Regions from separate parts of the Homo sapiens genome. Here region 1 is linked to region 2. Evidence: read pairs that join two places in POLR2A ChIA-PET (ENCODE). Cell type or tissue: PC-9. All regions are shown on one strand.

Region 1 (8,000 bases), 90 kb before region 2:
TCATATCCAAACAATAATTGAGCAATTATACTTATGCCATACTTTTTGTAGAATAATTCTCCCTATACATAGGCCTTCTTTCTGTTTCTTAAATACTCTAAGTTTCCTATCTTAGGTATTTTATATGCTACATCATTTTCTATCTGTGCCTCTCTTTGTTTTTATTGTACTCATCTAATCTTTCTTTAAGAATATATTATACATTAATTTACTCATTCATTTTATCTCTCCTCCACACAAGCCATGAGGAACATGTGTTCTTCCTCACATCCCCCAATCCTAGAACAGTATCTAGCAAAGGCAAAACAGATTGTTTTCCGTGAATAAATAAAGTGCCATAGAACAAACCCAGATACTCTATACTTTTGTCAATATTTGTGAGCTCCAAATTTCCATCTTTTCTCGGTTCAAAGCTAGAACCCATCAGTATCTAATCTGAAAACAAGACACCTCTAAAATTTATTTAACCTCATCCCAGCACTCTGGGAGGCTGAGGCAGGAGGATCATGAGGTCAGGAGATCGAGACCATCCTGGCTAACATGGTGAAACCCCATCTCTACTGAAAATGAAAATTAAAAAAAAATACAAAAATAAAAAAAATTAGCCAGGCGTGGTGGCAGGCACCTGCAGTCCCTACTCGGGAGGCTGAGGCAGGAGAATGGTGTGAACCTGGGAGGCAGAGCTTGCAGTGAGCCAAGATTGCTCCACTGCACTCCAGCCTGGGCGACAGAGTGAGACTCCGTCTCAGAAAAAAAAAAAAAAAAAAAAAAAAATTATTTAACCTCTTGATCATCATTTCTGATTGAGTATGCTAAGAAGCACATTTTGATCTTTGCTTTTACAAAAGATTCTAACTCACTACTTTATTGAAATCAAAATATATATAGCTCTTCAATTAACACACGTGTGGAAATATCTTCCCTGTTTCCAGTGGCACAGCATTTTAAATTACCTTGATCCATTAATTCAAACAAGCCATGTTGTAAAAGATTCTTGTGTTTCTGTACATGCTATACTTTAAGTCAGCTCATACAAAAGCTAAGGGCTAAAATTGGCAGTTGTGTAAAAGAATGTTAGACCCTTGGAAGATAAGATATGACTTGTAATCAGGGAGATTGTAATCAGGGACATTGGGACTCTTCCCACATTTGTTGTCTGTGAAGAGTGAATGACATATCAAAACTTCCCCTGAATTAGTGATGGGAGTAGCTGAATGAGCCAAGTGTCAGCAGCACAAGTCCCAGGAATGGACTTCATTTTCTTTTTTCTTTCTTTTCTTTTCTTTTTTTTTTTTTTTTTTTTGAGACAGAGTTTCGCTCTTGTCACCCAGGCTGGATTGCAATGGTGCAATCTTGGCTCACTTTAACCTCCACCTCTCAGGTCAAGTGATTCTCCTGCCTCAGCCTCCCAAGTAGCTGAGATTACAGGCATGCACCACCACACCCAGCTAATTTTGTATTTTTAGTAGAGACGAGGTTTCACCATGTTGGCCAGGCTGGTCTCGGACTCCTGACCTCAGGTGATCCACCTGCCTTGGCCTCCCAAAGTGCTGGGATAACAGGCATGAGCCACCGTGCCTGACCCATTTTTATTTATTTATTAAAAAATATTTATTGAGGAAACTCATCTACATACTAGAGATAGTGATATATAAAACTGTCTTTATGGAATTTGTGTTACAGTGCAGGAGACAGTCACTAAGTCAATAAATAAGCATAAGCTACGACCATAAAGTCTGGATGCACGGGCTGATAAACATAAGTTGTTTACTGATATGTAATAAATGGTATGTTGCATGATATTGCATAATAGATTCAATGTGTTGTCCTTCATTAACAATGTGTAGTTCAACAGGCTGTGCCTTTCTGCTAGTCCCTGTACATGTATCTGTGATGCATTGGTATTTCTGATTTTTATTACCTAATCTTTGTTTTTAGCAACTCCCGGCAAAAGTAATCAAGACGAATCAATCTATATAAAAAAGAAAATAATATTGTCTATGTTTCTACCACTCTGTAGAATATAATTCAGATAAATGGGTTCTAAGAAGAACAAAATAAGGTAATTATAATAGTTAAAATTACAGTGTTACTGGGTGCCAGGCAGTGTTCTAAGCTAATTCTTCTCCAATTTTACAATGTCTATCAATCATGTGGGGTTCTTGTTAAAGTGCAGATTCTGAGTCAGTAGTTCCCAGGAATGGATTGAGATTATGCATTTCTAATGAGCTTCCAGGTGACGCTGATGCTGCTGGTGAATGGGCTGCACATTGAGTAGGGAGGGACTAAACATTTTGTATGAAGGTAAATTACTTCCTTAAGGTTTCATAGCTTGGGAGTGAGCAGAGCTGTGATCCCAAACCAGAAGGGCTGTCACTTGGATGTAGCTTTTAATCACTGTGCCCTAGTACATAGAGAATGATTGAGACAAGGATAGGTGCTATTTTAGATAGGTAATCAGAGGAGTGGCTATTACCAGAATGGAGGGAGGACACAAGCCAAAGAGTAGGAAGAGCACATAGTGGGAATATCTGCAAGTGCAAAGGCTTAGAGGCAGGAACTAGTTGTATGTACCTGGCAACATACTGAATTGGTCGGTGAAGGGAAGGAAAGAAGGGTATGAAATTAGCACTAGCTCAGTGCAAATTTTAAAACTGTGATTTCTATAATAGAAGAGATAGTATTTTCGTAGTCAAGGACCCAGGATCTATCATTAAGTAGACAGGGGTTTAAATCTTAATCACACTGTACTATGTGACCTTAAAGGAATCATTTAATATCTTAGTTCATCTGAGCTGCTATAGCAAGAGACCAAAAACTGAGTGGCTTATATGCAATCAAAACTTATTTCTTATGGTTCTGGAGGCTGGGAAATCCATGATCAAAGTATTGGCAGATTTGGTGTCTGATGAGGGACCACTTTCTGGTTCATAGACACCGTTTTCACTGTGTCCTCACATGGTAAAAGGATGAACAAGCTCCTTCAGGTCTTTTTTATAAGGGCAGTAATCCCGTTTATGAAGTCTCTGCTTCATGACCTGGTCACCTCCAAAGGCCCCACTTCCTAATCCTATCACCTTGAGGATTAGGATTTCAACATATGAATTTTCAGGGGACACAGACATTCAGGCCACTGCCCTTTACTTATTCAATTTCCCACTTATGTAAAAAGTGATCAACATGGGATCCAAAGATTGGAATAACAAAATGCTTACAAACTGTCTGGCACATATTGAGATCTAAATGAATTAGCATTATTGTCTATAGAAAAAAACTATAAGTGGTCAAAGCTTAAAATTATAATTGATGCAGTTAAATCTGTAGGTAGAATGGTGATTTCAGGAATAGGAATGAATCAGAAGTATAAAGAATAAAATAAGTAAAAAATAGACCCCAAATGGAGAAATAGCAATATTTGTCTCTCACTGATTTTACTCTTCTAGGCCAGGATTGAGTTTCATGTACTTTTGAGACAAGCTATATGTTCCAAAGAAAAATTATAATCTATTCTCTCATGAAACAGTCCATTAGGTTGATTCTTCCATGTGATGGTTTCTCTATTTCTTAAAAAGTATTTTCCCTAAGTTTCCTTAAAAATCTCACTTCAAATTTCACAGAACTCCCATTGAATACATCTGCTTATGTTTATGCTCACAAAGTACTCATTTGTATATAGATTCTAGAATTCAATATGTAGTACCAATATAACTATTCAGCACTTATATTTTAGTTAGAAATGGATGCTCCATCTTTCTTTAAAAGTAGTTTTAATTCCTTAACTAGTATCGCATAACTTTTCTTCGCTTGGATGACTTTCTCACAATGAGAAGAAGAAATAACCTGTACAAGCCTCTACATAGAAGAACTCTTCAAGGACTGGCTAAGTAGTTTATATTTTTCTCATCTAGCCACATTTCAACATGATGTACCTTTTTTGCTAAGCTTTTATTCAAACAGCTCAGGAAAGTCAGGAATACAAGGGGTAGGATTTTATGAAAATGCAATTTTGATGTCTTGTTCATAATGGTCTACAGAAAAAGAAGGAGGCTGTTGAAAGCGGCAAACGACAAATTGAGAACACTTTAAAAGAGGGCAATGACATACTCGATGAAGCCAACCGTCTTGCAGATGAAATCAACTCCATCATAGACGTGAGTATTGGGTAAAACTCAAAAGAGAGATGATAATGAATAAATGGGAGCCGATGAGAAAGCTCAGTAATAGAAGCAAATACTAGTACTTGTTTTCTTGTGGAGATAAAATTATTTTTGCATTATTCTACTGTGACCATGCCTATCTATTGGTGACAACTGGAATATCACTTTGTTCTCCCAATGGACATGAGTGTTTGTGTAAGTGTACTCACACATTCACACATATCTGTTTTTGTCCACAGCGATGAAGGACATTTCTTGTTCCTAGAGCAGCACTTACAATCTGCTTCAATATTTATATAACATTAGTTAAAAGACAAATGTAAATTTACAAACAGGCTTTTAACATGTAATGTCTAATGCATTACATAGAGTGATATGTGGTCATAGAAATGCAAATGGCCTAAGAGATCCTAATGACATGTATACCTATGAAGTGGCATTGTTTAAATAGATAGGCTTTTCTTGGTCTAAGTTGGTTTCTTAAATTTCCTAGTCTATTCCATTAAATAATGACTTTAATTCTCTATTCTTTTTGCTATGTTAGTAAGTTTGAAGTTTCATTTTAAAACTAAACATGTGGGCCAGGCACGGTGGCTCATGCCTGTAATCCCAGCACTTTGGGAGGCCGAGGTGGGCAGACTGCCTGAGCTCGGGAGTTCAAAACCAGCCTGGGCAACATGGCGAAACCCCGTCTCTATTAAATATTCAAAAAATTAGCTGGGTGTGGTGGTGGGCACCTGTAATCCCAGCTACTCAGGAGGCTGAGGCAGGAGAATTGCTTGAACCAGGGAGGCAGAGGTTGCAGTGAGCTGAGATCGCACCACTGCATTCCAGCCTGGGTGACAGAGCAAGACTCTGTCTCAAAAAAAAAAAAAAAAAAACTAAACTAAACGTGTAGTTATGTCTCATAGAGAAATTAGTAAAAGAGAGGAGGCTTGAATTCACTTGCTTAAAATGCCCTCTTCTCTACATATCAGTATGTTGAAGACATCCAAACTAAATTGCCACCTATGTCTGAGGAGCTTAATGATAAAATAGATGACCTCTCCCAAGAAATAAAGGACAGGAAGCTTGCTGAGAAGGTGTCCCAGGCTGAGAGCCACGCAGCTCAGTTGAATGACTCATCTGCTGTCCTTGATGGGTATGTCATTTGTTTTTGGAAATGTTTGTGTATTTTGATGCTTGTCCAAAGGTTTTGACTAGCATAAATAGTAGAGAATCATTTTCAAATCCTGATTTCTGTTAATTATGAACACACTAGCTATATGGCCTTTCTGTGGATAGGCTTAATTAGGAGGGTCTGGGCAAAGCTTTGCTACAGCAGCATCAAAAGTCTGATTTACAAGTAGACTCAAATATGGCTTAGTAGGAAGTGAACATAGCCCTAGGCTACACTTAGAAAAAATTATTTTCTGTTCTTTATTAAAAAGCACAGTGGTTGCCTTATTAGCATTTTAAATAACATATATGAAAATACATTCTGTTTCAAATTTCAGTTTCATGTTTCTAATGGAATCAAAACAATTTATTGTTAAAAGGATGGCTTTTGAAAATTTGGCCCCATACGTAGTCTTTAAGTCTTTTTTATTTTTCCTCTTTTAAGCTCCAGGGAGACATTACATTTTCTCCTGTAAAATAGCAGCTTATTCTAGCTGGGATTATTACAAAGGTCATAGGAGGGAGAGTAAAGAGGGAAGTATACATTTGACTTACAAACAGCCTTCTGTGTATAACTGATATGCTTTTCCTACAATTTTGGGATTGTCGTAATTTAATAGCGGTGCTATTAGCCCCAAGAATAATTTGCCCAGATAAATCTACATCACATGCAAAGCTTTGTTCTCATACTTAATACTTACTGTTATAAAGAAAAAATGCTAATGTTTGAAGACCTTGGACAATATATGAACTATCATTTTATTTTATGTCAAACTTTTGCCACTTTATAATGAAGGGTGGGTGGCAGATGAAACACAAAGCTAGGTATCATCAGATCCAGGCTCTAAGTCCTTACTTGGGGACATATTGGTCATTTGGCCTGAAACAGGCCATTTAACCTTCTGAAATTCACTTGGTCTCTTCTGGGAAGTGCACCTACCCCAGAAAGATTTTGTGAAATTAATTCCAGTAATGTAGTACAAGTGCTCTGAATCTCACAGCATGCTTCACAAATAAGGTGAAGAATTGTCTCATATCACACACCTGCTAGAGCACCTGGTTGCAGAGACTTTTGGAGGATGCTATGGGTATTTAAGATATGTTGGTAGTATTTCATAGCTGAATTATTAGAAATATAAGTTTAGGTTATAGAAAACTATAGGACAATATAATAAGTAGATACTTCACTATTATTTGGAATTGTCATAGATATATTGGCCATGATCATTTGGAAGCCAGATTTCATATAATTAGGACGTTCTTCATTTGAGTACCATTGAGTGCCCTGACATTCCTTTTTTGAATCATCCCACCAGAATCCTTGATGAGGCTAAAAACATCTCCTTCAATGCCACTGCAGCCTTCAAAGCTTACAGCAATATTAAGGACTATATTGATGAAGCTGAGAAAGTTGCCAAAGAAGCCAAAGATCTTGCACATGAAGCTACAAAACTGGTAAGAAACAAATGGCACATGTGCTGGGAATGGAAGTCAACCTTTTTGAATTTTTCAAATGTAAGTCAGTCTGGAAAATCCCAGTAAATTGGTATATTTGTTTTGGGTTATTTTTGAAGACCTCTTTTAAAATTTGCCTAAAATAAATTCTCGGTATGCTATAATTATAGCAGAACTCTTTTCTCAGTCACCCACTACCACTGTTAGGGTCTTAAAATTATCTCAGAAACCAAGCAAGTTTGTGCTACCAACTCACAAAATAAAACAGGCAAAGACAACACTCTGGATAGGGAATTTTATCACCATTATCTCAAATGGCATTAGTAAAAAAGAAAAAAAAGTAACCATTGTATATAATCACACACAAATTGGTTACATATGAAGTTTGGCTATAAAATTCACTTTTTAATAAAAACATACTGGATCATATGCTTCTAAACAATTTATACCATGTTTATGAATTAATGAATTTTTATGAATTTTTGAATTAAAAAGCTCTTAACCTTTGGCTACAATCATTGTTCGTAATACATTTGGAACAAGTATTTTAGAGTTTGGGCATTCCAAGTTCTATCACATTATTTGAATGCCTTCAATGGTGACAAATCTTTATGCTTTAGATGTAAAGCAACATTTTGTACATGAGTTGTGTGATAGTAAGTTGGTAGTACTATTTCAGGTTAAAAAAATCTCATAGGAATCATCCTGAATAAAATGTTCAGAACCATCATTTATTTATTTTGTTTCACATAGAACCTACCAAACACATGAGAATTTTTTGGGGGAGAAATCTGATTGGACATTTGACTGTGAGTGAAATACACATAAGCAGTGGTGTTAAAGAAACTGATCAATATTTTCTTTGCTTCAGTGTTGGGCAAAAATACTTTCTAGGATTTAGGGGATATTAGAGATATCCCCTAAATGAACCAGTCTTAGCAGGTTCATTTTGTGATCATAATGAAACATCATATTCTATGAGCAATTTGTACTGTTTTTGGTTTCTCTTGAGTGAGCCCTACTAATGCCATATGTTCTGTTGACTTCTTATTCAAAATAGTGGCATGATCATTGCAGAAGCATTTCTATGTTCAGTTATCCTTTCAGAATGAATCTACTTTTCAAATCTAAACTAAATTTTAATCCATCTTCTGTTAGATAATTTTCTATTTTAAAGACCCTAATTTCAAGTTCACCATTTTCATTTCACCTGTTTTATTGTATGATTAT
Region 2 (8,000 bases):
TAAGAAAAATCCCTCCCTCTGCCCCTCTTAAATATTACCTCCTCAAATAAGGTATGCACACAGCAAAACTCACAAATCAGCTCCACTGGAGCCAGCAGGCTTTGGCGGTTTCTATCTCATTCAGGTTCCAAAGCAGTTATGGCAGCTGCTTAGCTGTCACAGATACAGAGTGTGGCAGCAGCTGCAGGACCTATTGAGCCTATTAAGTGCATATCTTGTCCCTGTCCCCCTTCCCAAGGTTTGCAGGGTCCCTGCAGAGTGGCTTTCTGAGGGAACAGAATCAAGGGAGGGGAGGAAAATGACTGCTGCCCTGAGCCTGGCCACCTTTTTACAAATCTACCAGAGTGCTTGCCCCAGCCCTGGGCCAGGGAATTGGCTTTACTCATGCACAAACTGATGACTTTCTTTAGAATGCTGCAATACTTTATACTTACTTTATTAGGAAAGTCATCTGTATTTTTCATCAAAATATTGTATGACAACTCAGAGAGATAATTAGTTTAGAAGGACAATTAGAGAAAAAAGAAACAGAAGCCCAGAGACTTCAGGGGTTCAGACCTCCAAGCCAGCAATCCATTTATCAGACTGAAGACATAGAAAAGAACTGGAAATCCAATTTGATGAGGCCTCAAAACACAGAGGATACTTTTAAATGCAACGAGTATGAATATGTAGCAGTAGTTCAGCCAAGCCAATACTATCCTGCAGTGAAAGACCTACATTTACTAATTATCCTCTTGGGGAAAACATTTAGATAAGCAATAAAGATTTCTTACCTTCTAAGTAAACAACAAAGCTTTCCTCAGTTTTTATTATTATTATTATTAGGTAGAGGATTAGGCTGTAGGATGAATTGATACAAAGCGTTCATGCAGAATGGCTACTGAGACGTTTAGAAACCATGATCGAGACAAATGAGGGATCATTTATTTGGACAAACTGAGAACTTTTACTAATCTAACAGCCAGATATTGTAGTCATGGTCTCTGAGGAGAAATGCAAACTGAATGCTCTCATTTGAATCTTAGAATGCTTTAGAATCCTGGTTTCACATGTCTTCTAGATTAGATGTTAGGCCCTTTGACAAACTTTAATCCTTTTCATTGCGGAAAGGACTTTTTAAAAGATTTAAACTTTAGCCGGGCGTGGTGGCTCACACCTGTAATCCCAGCACTTTGGGAGGCCAAGGCAGGTGGATCATGAGGTCAGGAGTTCGAGACCAGCCTGGCCAATATGGTGAAACCCCGTCTCTACTAAAAATGCAAAAACATTAGCCAGACATGGTGGTAGGCGCCTGTAATCACAGCTACTCTGGAGGCTGAGGCAGGAGAAATGCTTAAACCAGGGGGACAGAGGTTTCAGTGAGCCGAGATCGCACCACTGCACTCCAGCCTGGGCAACAGAGCAAGACTCCAACTCGGAAAAAACAAAACAAAACAAAAACATTTAAACTTTAAGGAATTTCAATAAGTAACTGCAGATTTGAGAAATTAGTTTACCGAAATCACTCAAAATGTGTTATTTTGTTGAGAAAGAATTCTGGAATTCCCAAATGCATTACACTATTGTACCACTATGCCACTATGTCCTTTTAACAGGTGCTTCTTCAAGAAGGGCATTTTATTATGCCAACTTCACAGCTGTTGACCATCAATCCAACCTTTATTTGATTAAGCTCAGTATATAGTACATCACTGGAAACCAGTCATTTAGTTAATTGGCCATATAAACGAACAGTTTTGCCATTCATTGTTAATTACAGGATAATATATGACATATTAGTGTGTAGTCACTGAACTCTGTGCCAAAACAGTAATACATTTGCTACCATAATGGCTCATTCGGCACTCTAAGGTTAAAATGCAATCTACTCTATAAGCAAGTGCCACATTAAACTGATTGACCAGAGATCGCAAGTGACCATGAGAACTTCACCCAGAAAAAATTTTTAATGCTTTATATGCCTATTCTATGGCATGATTTGTGTCACATACTAGACAAAGATGATTTGTTTTCATTGTTCTGAATGTATGTGAGATCTGTAATAACATCCTTTCATCACAGATGAGAAAATATTAACTAACCTGCCCAAAATCATGTACTACAAATAACAGGACCAGGTATTAAATGAGATGATATATTTGACTTAAATACCTCCATCTATGCACAGCCAATAGATTATTCTTACATTTTTGTGTGACCATAAAGGTTTATATTACTAAATGTTGATTATGATGTATGATTATTAATTTGGAGATATTTGCATTATCCCAACACTTTTCAGATTTTCAGACTATGCATGTCAGTCATCATTTCTTTTCCTAAAATCCTGGACAAAATGATAGCTTTAATACCGCCTCACAAAATAATTGGATTTTCACCAAACTGGGGGCCAAGCTTCTCAAGAAGCTCCTTCTCCCTTGTCCTCTGCCTCTCTTTACTCCTCCTCCCTCATTCTCTCTCCCTTCCACCCCTTCATCTGGAAAAATCTCCCTTTAGTCACTTTGGTATCTAATTTCTTGGCACTCCAGTGACCTCTGCCTCCTATATCTGCTTTGTCCTCTGATCCTTCTCCTGGCATCCGCCTTGGTGGCCAGCAGTTCTTACTGGACAAAAACATCAAACCCTAAGAGCCTGAAGTAGTTACTTAAGCAAATAGGACAAGCAACTGAACTGAGTTTTTCTTCTGGGAAAGCTTTCTTCACACAGGTACAGAAATAGGCTAAAGGTCAGGAAGTAGGGTGAGATATTTTAGGAGTCATTTGGGGTTTCCAGAATGAGATAAAGATTTTAACACTGAACCCTAAATATTTTCTTTCTTAACATCCAAAGTATGTTCAAACAGAAAAAAGATTAGATTCTATTTATTATGTAAATTACAAACATTAGGACACATTTCTCTTAATATCTTCTTCCACGTATGCAATCCAACTGATATGGTTTTAAAAAAAATCTTAAACCCACATTCCAAACAAATAAGAAATAGGGTATAAGTAATCAAGTAATTATGAAACTCTAAGAATCAGCCACTGAAACTGTAAAAAAAAAAAATAAAGCTGACCTATTACAATACTAAAGTAATACAAAGTTTAATGTACCTTTTTGCACATAGCAGGCCTCAGTAAAAAGCTGTTAAATAAATACTTTTTAAAAATGGAAAACACACCAGAATCATAATGGACATATTGGCAATGTCCTTCTCAATAAAAACTAAAGAAATGATCTAGATTTGATGTTCCTAAAAGGTAAAATAGGAGCAGGATTTAGCTGTAGTTTTCTAGCAATGCCCTTTTTAAGTAATACAGCCTCAGGGCAATCCCTTAATTAATATTTTCCGCTGTTTGAAGTAGGTATTTTTATCTCCATCTTATAAATGAATGAAATGGACCTGAGCATGATTAAATAACTTGCCCAAGGTCACACAGCTAGTAAGCTTCCACACTAGTACTTAATTCCAGTATGTTCCTCCTGAAAGCCCACACTCATTCTCCATCACCACCCTGTGAATTGGTTTAAAAAAAATAAGGGTCACTATGATGGTCCTTGTGGCAGAACCACACTACAGAGAGAGGCTACACCAGAAAGAGGAAGGCCTCTAGCTTTTTAAAATTCTAATCAAGAACAGAGATTTACTCTCCTTGGACAATCTTTAACAGAGGCTTATATCCTTCATTAAAACCTTAGAAGCCCTGTGATATCATGTTGCTAAGAAGAGGCTGCTTTCAGCTAAAGGGGAAAAAGAGTGTAGGGGAGGGGCTTCTCAGTGAGTCACACATACCCGGAAGTGAGTGGTTTTCTGAAATTCTCGTCTCAGGAAACCACCGACACTCTTAGCAAGGAAGCTGAACCTCCTGGGTTTTGCCAACACATTTTTCCATAGTTTGGTAAAGAAAGAAACCTCAAAAGTATGTCATTTCCCCCTATTTTCTCTTTGAAACTAAATTTTACCGGTCCCTTCTTCACCCCCTTAACAGTGACGTTTTTGAGCCACAGCGAAATCCATTTTTTGTCCCTTTCTCTTACTTTTGAATTATCTTACTTGTAAAGTGCCAATTCAGAGCATCTTTACCCTGGCTTATTGTTTTTTCCAGTTCTACATGTGGTTTTACTTCTTTATAAAGTCAAGTAAGAGGGTACTTTAGGACTGAGGTTTCCATCCAAGTACTCCGGTTTTCTCTCCAGATATGAAGTAAGTTTTCAGTAATCCATTCATGATCCCCAGGCTAGTGACTAATGCTTATGACTAATAGCACCATGATGACTGTTAAGACCGAAACTCAAAACTTGCTTCCGGAACAAAAGAGAAAATGCCTTTGGTCATTTTCATCAGAACTCTTTGTCTCCTTCTGATTCTTGGCCCAGGGATCCAAGGATTGTTGTAAATAAGTAGCATGAGGTTCTCAATTAGCAGTGTGTGAGTTCTCTCTCATAAGCAAATTAGGAAAATTAATGAAACAGCCACTAAGGAAAATCATTGCAAGGAACAATTAGCAGGGTGTCCTTGCCTGCCTCTTCTATTCAAAAGCCATCAGCTACATTCTTTATAAAAGGTGCTTTAAGTGTTTGCTGTTGATTCCTGCAATCTAAGCTCTCAGGAGCATGGTTTGTTCCCTAGCAAGAAGATAATAGCCAGCACAACCCAAGGAAGACCCCATGCTTTGCTAAACCTGCCAACCCTTATACGGTTAGACATTACTGCACACTGCAGAAGCCTCAGTTCTCACAGGCTCATGTGTTGGGCTGCACAGCGCTGTTGTCAGCTCTACAAGAGGCTAATGTTGCAGTGCGCCATGACCTGGTTTCAGTAAACTTTCAGGAAGAGTGAACGAGGGAGTCATGGAACGAGATCCTGAGAACAGCGTTTGCTTAGTGTAGAATTCCTAAGCATCCAATTTTGGCTCCCTTAAAAGCTATGGTTGAGAGGGGTGAAGGGTGGCAGGAAAGAATTTGATTTCCAACTGTATTGAATCAGATGTGACTTATACTTGTTTATTTTTAATATTTTATCAGCATCTTTACAGTTCAAGTGGATGAAAACAGAAGATACATGCAAAACCTGACAGTTGAACAGCCTATCGAAGTTAAAAAGCTTTTCGTTGGGGGTGCTCCACCTGAATTTCAACCTTCCCCACTCAGAAATATTCCTCCTTTTGAAGGCTGCATATGGAATCTTGTTATTAACTCTGTGTAAGTGGATCTCCTCATTACTACTACTAATTTTTTATTTTTATTTCTTGCTATTAGGGGTCCCAATGCATCTACATTGTCTACAGCTATGCAGGGGAGGAGGGAAACAATGAGGATCTTCAACTTAGACTGAGAAAAGCACACTAATGGACTTAAAAAGGCATGCGGGGATTGGGCTTAATTGTAAGGAAGCAAAAAAACGAAAATAAAAAAATCTTATTTATTACATTCTATTAGCCCCATGGACTTTGCAAGGCCTGTGTCCTTCAAAAATGCTGACATTGGTCGCTGTGCCCATCAGAAACTCCGTGAAGATGAAGATGGAGCAGCTCCAGCTGAAATAGTTATCCAGCCTGAGCCAGTTCCCACCCCAGCCTTTCCTACGCCCACCCCAGTTCTGACACATGTAAGTGTTTATATTATCCCCATTGCTTTCTAATTTTTACCCAGTATTCTGAGTCATTTCAGAAGGAAGATTATTCAGGATATCTAGTACACTCTGATATTAGAATTGAAAGAAATATAACCTATCTAAACCTATTCTTACATCTTCATTGAATGACTTACCTATATTTCCATCTTCAATTTTGTTTACAAAACAGTACATTTTCAGTTGAAATGTTGGAAAACACAGAAATATCCAGAATCATGAATAAAAGACACTTATAATACCATGACAGAGGCAACCATGTTGGTTTCCAGGCCCTTTTATCTGCATAGTAGATGTCCTACCTTGTATACAATTTGGTGTCCTGTTTTTAGAAACTAGTAATACACCACTAAAACTGTTTCTAGGCCAGGCGCGGTGGCTCACGCCTGTAATCCTAGCACTTTGGGAGGCCAAGGCAGGCAGATTGCCTGAGCTCAGGAGTTCGAGACCAGCCTGGGCAACCACGGTGAAACCCCGTCTCTTCTAAAATACAAAAAAATAGCCTGGCATGGCGGTGTGCACCTGTAGTCCCAGCTACTCAGTAGGCTGAGGCAGGAGAATCGCTTGAACCCAGGAGGCGGAGGTTGCAGTGAGCCGAGATCACGCCACTGTACTCCAGCCTGGGCAACAGAGCGAGACTCCATCTCCAAAAAATAAAAATAAATAAATAAATAAAAACTGTATCTAAACATCATATAAATGTGTATGTCTAATATGATTTTATGTTAAGTATATATACACACAGAGACACACAACTATTTTATAGTATTGGAGGTCATATAGCCTTGATTAGAGCATGGGCTCAAGTCAGACTGCTGGTATTCAAATCCCAGCACTGTAACCGACCATCTGTGTGAATTTGGGAAAGCTACCTGTCCAATCTATTTCTCAGTTTCCCATCCAAGTACTAACCGGGCCCAACCCTGCTTAGCTTTTGAGATCAGAAAAGATCGGATGCTTTCAGGGTGATTTGGCCATAGACTATTTCTGTTTCCTCATCTGTCAAATGAGGATATTAACAGCACAGACATCAAAGACTTTGTATCAGAGTTTTAAAAGATAATGTTTGTTCAATGACTCACATATACTGAACGTTTAATAAATGGCATAAGTACTATGTAGTAATGATAATAATGAGTACTTTCACCAGCCCAGGGCTAAACAATTTTCATTCAATATTATATGTAATTCTCATAACGGCTCTGTAAAATATAGTCTTTCTACTTTTAGTCGAGTTAATAAGAATTAGCTATCTTAAGCAACCAACCCACTCACACCACTAGTAAAAGGCAGAGTAAGAATTTTATTCTAGCGAGTCAGACTCCAAAGTCTGACTCCTTATCTCTGGAACACTCTGCCTTTCCAATTTATTCTACTTTTAATAGACCATGGTAGGCTATTGAGAGTGTTTCCAGTTTTTCACTATTAGAAACTATACTCTGATGAGCTCCTCTATGCATCAAGCTTTTTCATTATTTCCAGTTATTCTTAAAATAGATAAGTAGTTAGGAAATTATAAGGCCAAAAGATGAATATGTCTAAGGTTTTCAATACACATACCTGAATTGTTTCTTCCACAGGCTATGCCAATTTACATTCTTATCACCAATACAACAAAGATGGTCACAGTCACTACACTCTTTACAGCTCATGTGTTGTGGTTATATTCCATACCAGTAATGGGTGGGCAATGTTGTCTTGAGTGCAGATCTTGAAAACTCTTGAATATCTCATTCTCTTCCTTAGTGTCCACGATGGAATTGGTTGAGCAATGTGCTCCTTGCACTAGAAATAGTTATTCAATGAGAGGCCAGATAACCATCATTCAAGAAAACTGGTTATTTACTCCAAGCATCCTTTCATCCTTTGTAAAATAGAGATATTTCATCTATCTTGCCTACAACATAGAGTTATGAAAAATCAAATGGGATAATGTATGCGGAAGTTATCTGAAAACTGGAAAAAGCATACCCACATAGACACTCTGAGGAATCCCTGCATTTAGTGAATAACTACTATGTGTCCAGTACTCTGCCAGGCATTTCATATCTGTTATTTCATTTTATTCCCACCCTATTGTTTTATTTACATTTATTTATATTGCCAGAAGTATTATATTTCACAAAGGAAAATACCTAAGATCACACAGCTAGCAAGTGGAAAGCTGTCAGTCATGGGGGGTTAGTTCCAGGAGTTGATTTCATCCTAAAGCATTCCTGAGATCTGCCACATGGATTTCAGAATGTTTCCTCAGCTCTTTCATAATTCAGCCACAGGTTAGATCTTTGCTTAGCAAAGGTAAGGTTAATGATCCTCCTCTTCACCCTCATATACCTGAAAATCATGTGTTTCTCAGACTCATAAACATGTTTTCAGTTGAAGA

Evidence for each region. ChIA-PET counts read pairs that join two places held together with the same protein. Peaks named below come from ENCODE experiments on the same cell type or tissue, not always from the same donor. Only the 100,000 strongest peaks of a DNase experiment are listed, where the experiment ranks them.
Region 1: POLR2A ChIA-PET joins it to region 2 with 17 read pairs; 2 of 35 experiments call an interaction of 5 or more read pairs at or near these places.

The regions. Positions count from the first base shown.
Region 1 is chr6:129,397,190-129,405,189 of GRCh38, forward strand. LAMA2 (laminin subunit alpha 2) reads left to right here. Exons shown (of 65, transcript NM_000426.4): 38 at 4,035-4,151; 39 at 5,135-5,298; 40 at 6,632-6,770. Among named protein-coding and RNA genes, the nearest start is that of ARHGAP18, 310 kb to the right of the region's middle. In PC-9, no CTCF peak of the experiment used is centred here; no DNase peak of the experiment used is centred here.
Region 2 is chr6:129,486,891-129,494,890 of GRCh38, forward strand. It overlaps LAMA2 (laminin subunit alpha 2), which reads left to right. Exons shown (of 65, transcript NM_000426.4): 57 at 5,011-5,187; 58 at 5,425-5,593. LOC102723409 (a long non-coding RNA gene) reads right to left here. Exons shown (of 8, transcript XR_001743860.2): 8 at 5,592-7,402. Among named protein-coding and RNA genes, the nearest start is that of ARHGAP18, 220 kb to the right of the region's middle. RefSeq lists an enhancer at 3,682-4,881. In PC-9, no CTCF peak of the experiment used is centred here; DNase peaks (open chromatin) are centred at 3,791, 4,261 and 6,641; H3K4me3 peaks cover 1,282 bases; H3K27ac peaks cover 4,400 bases.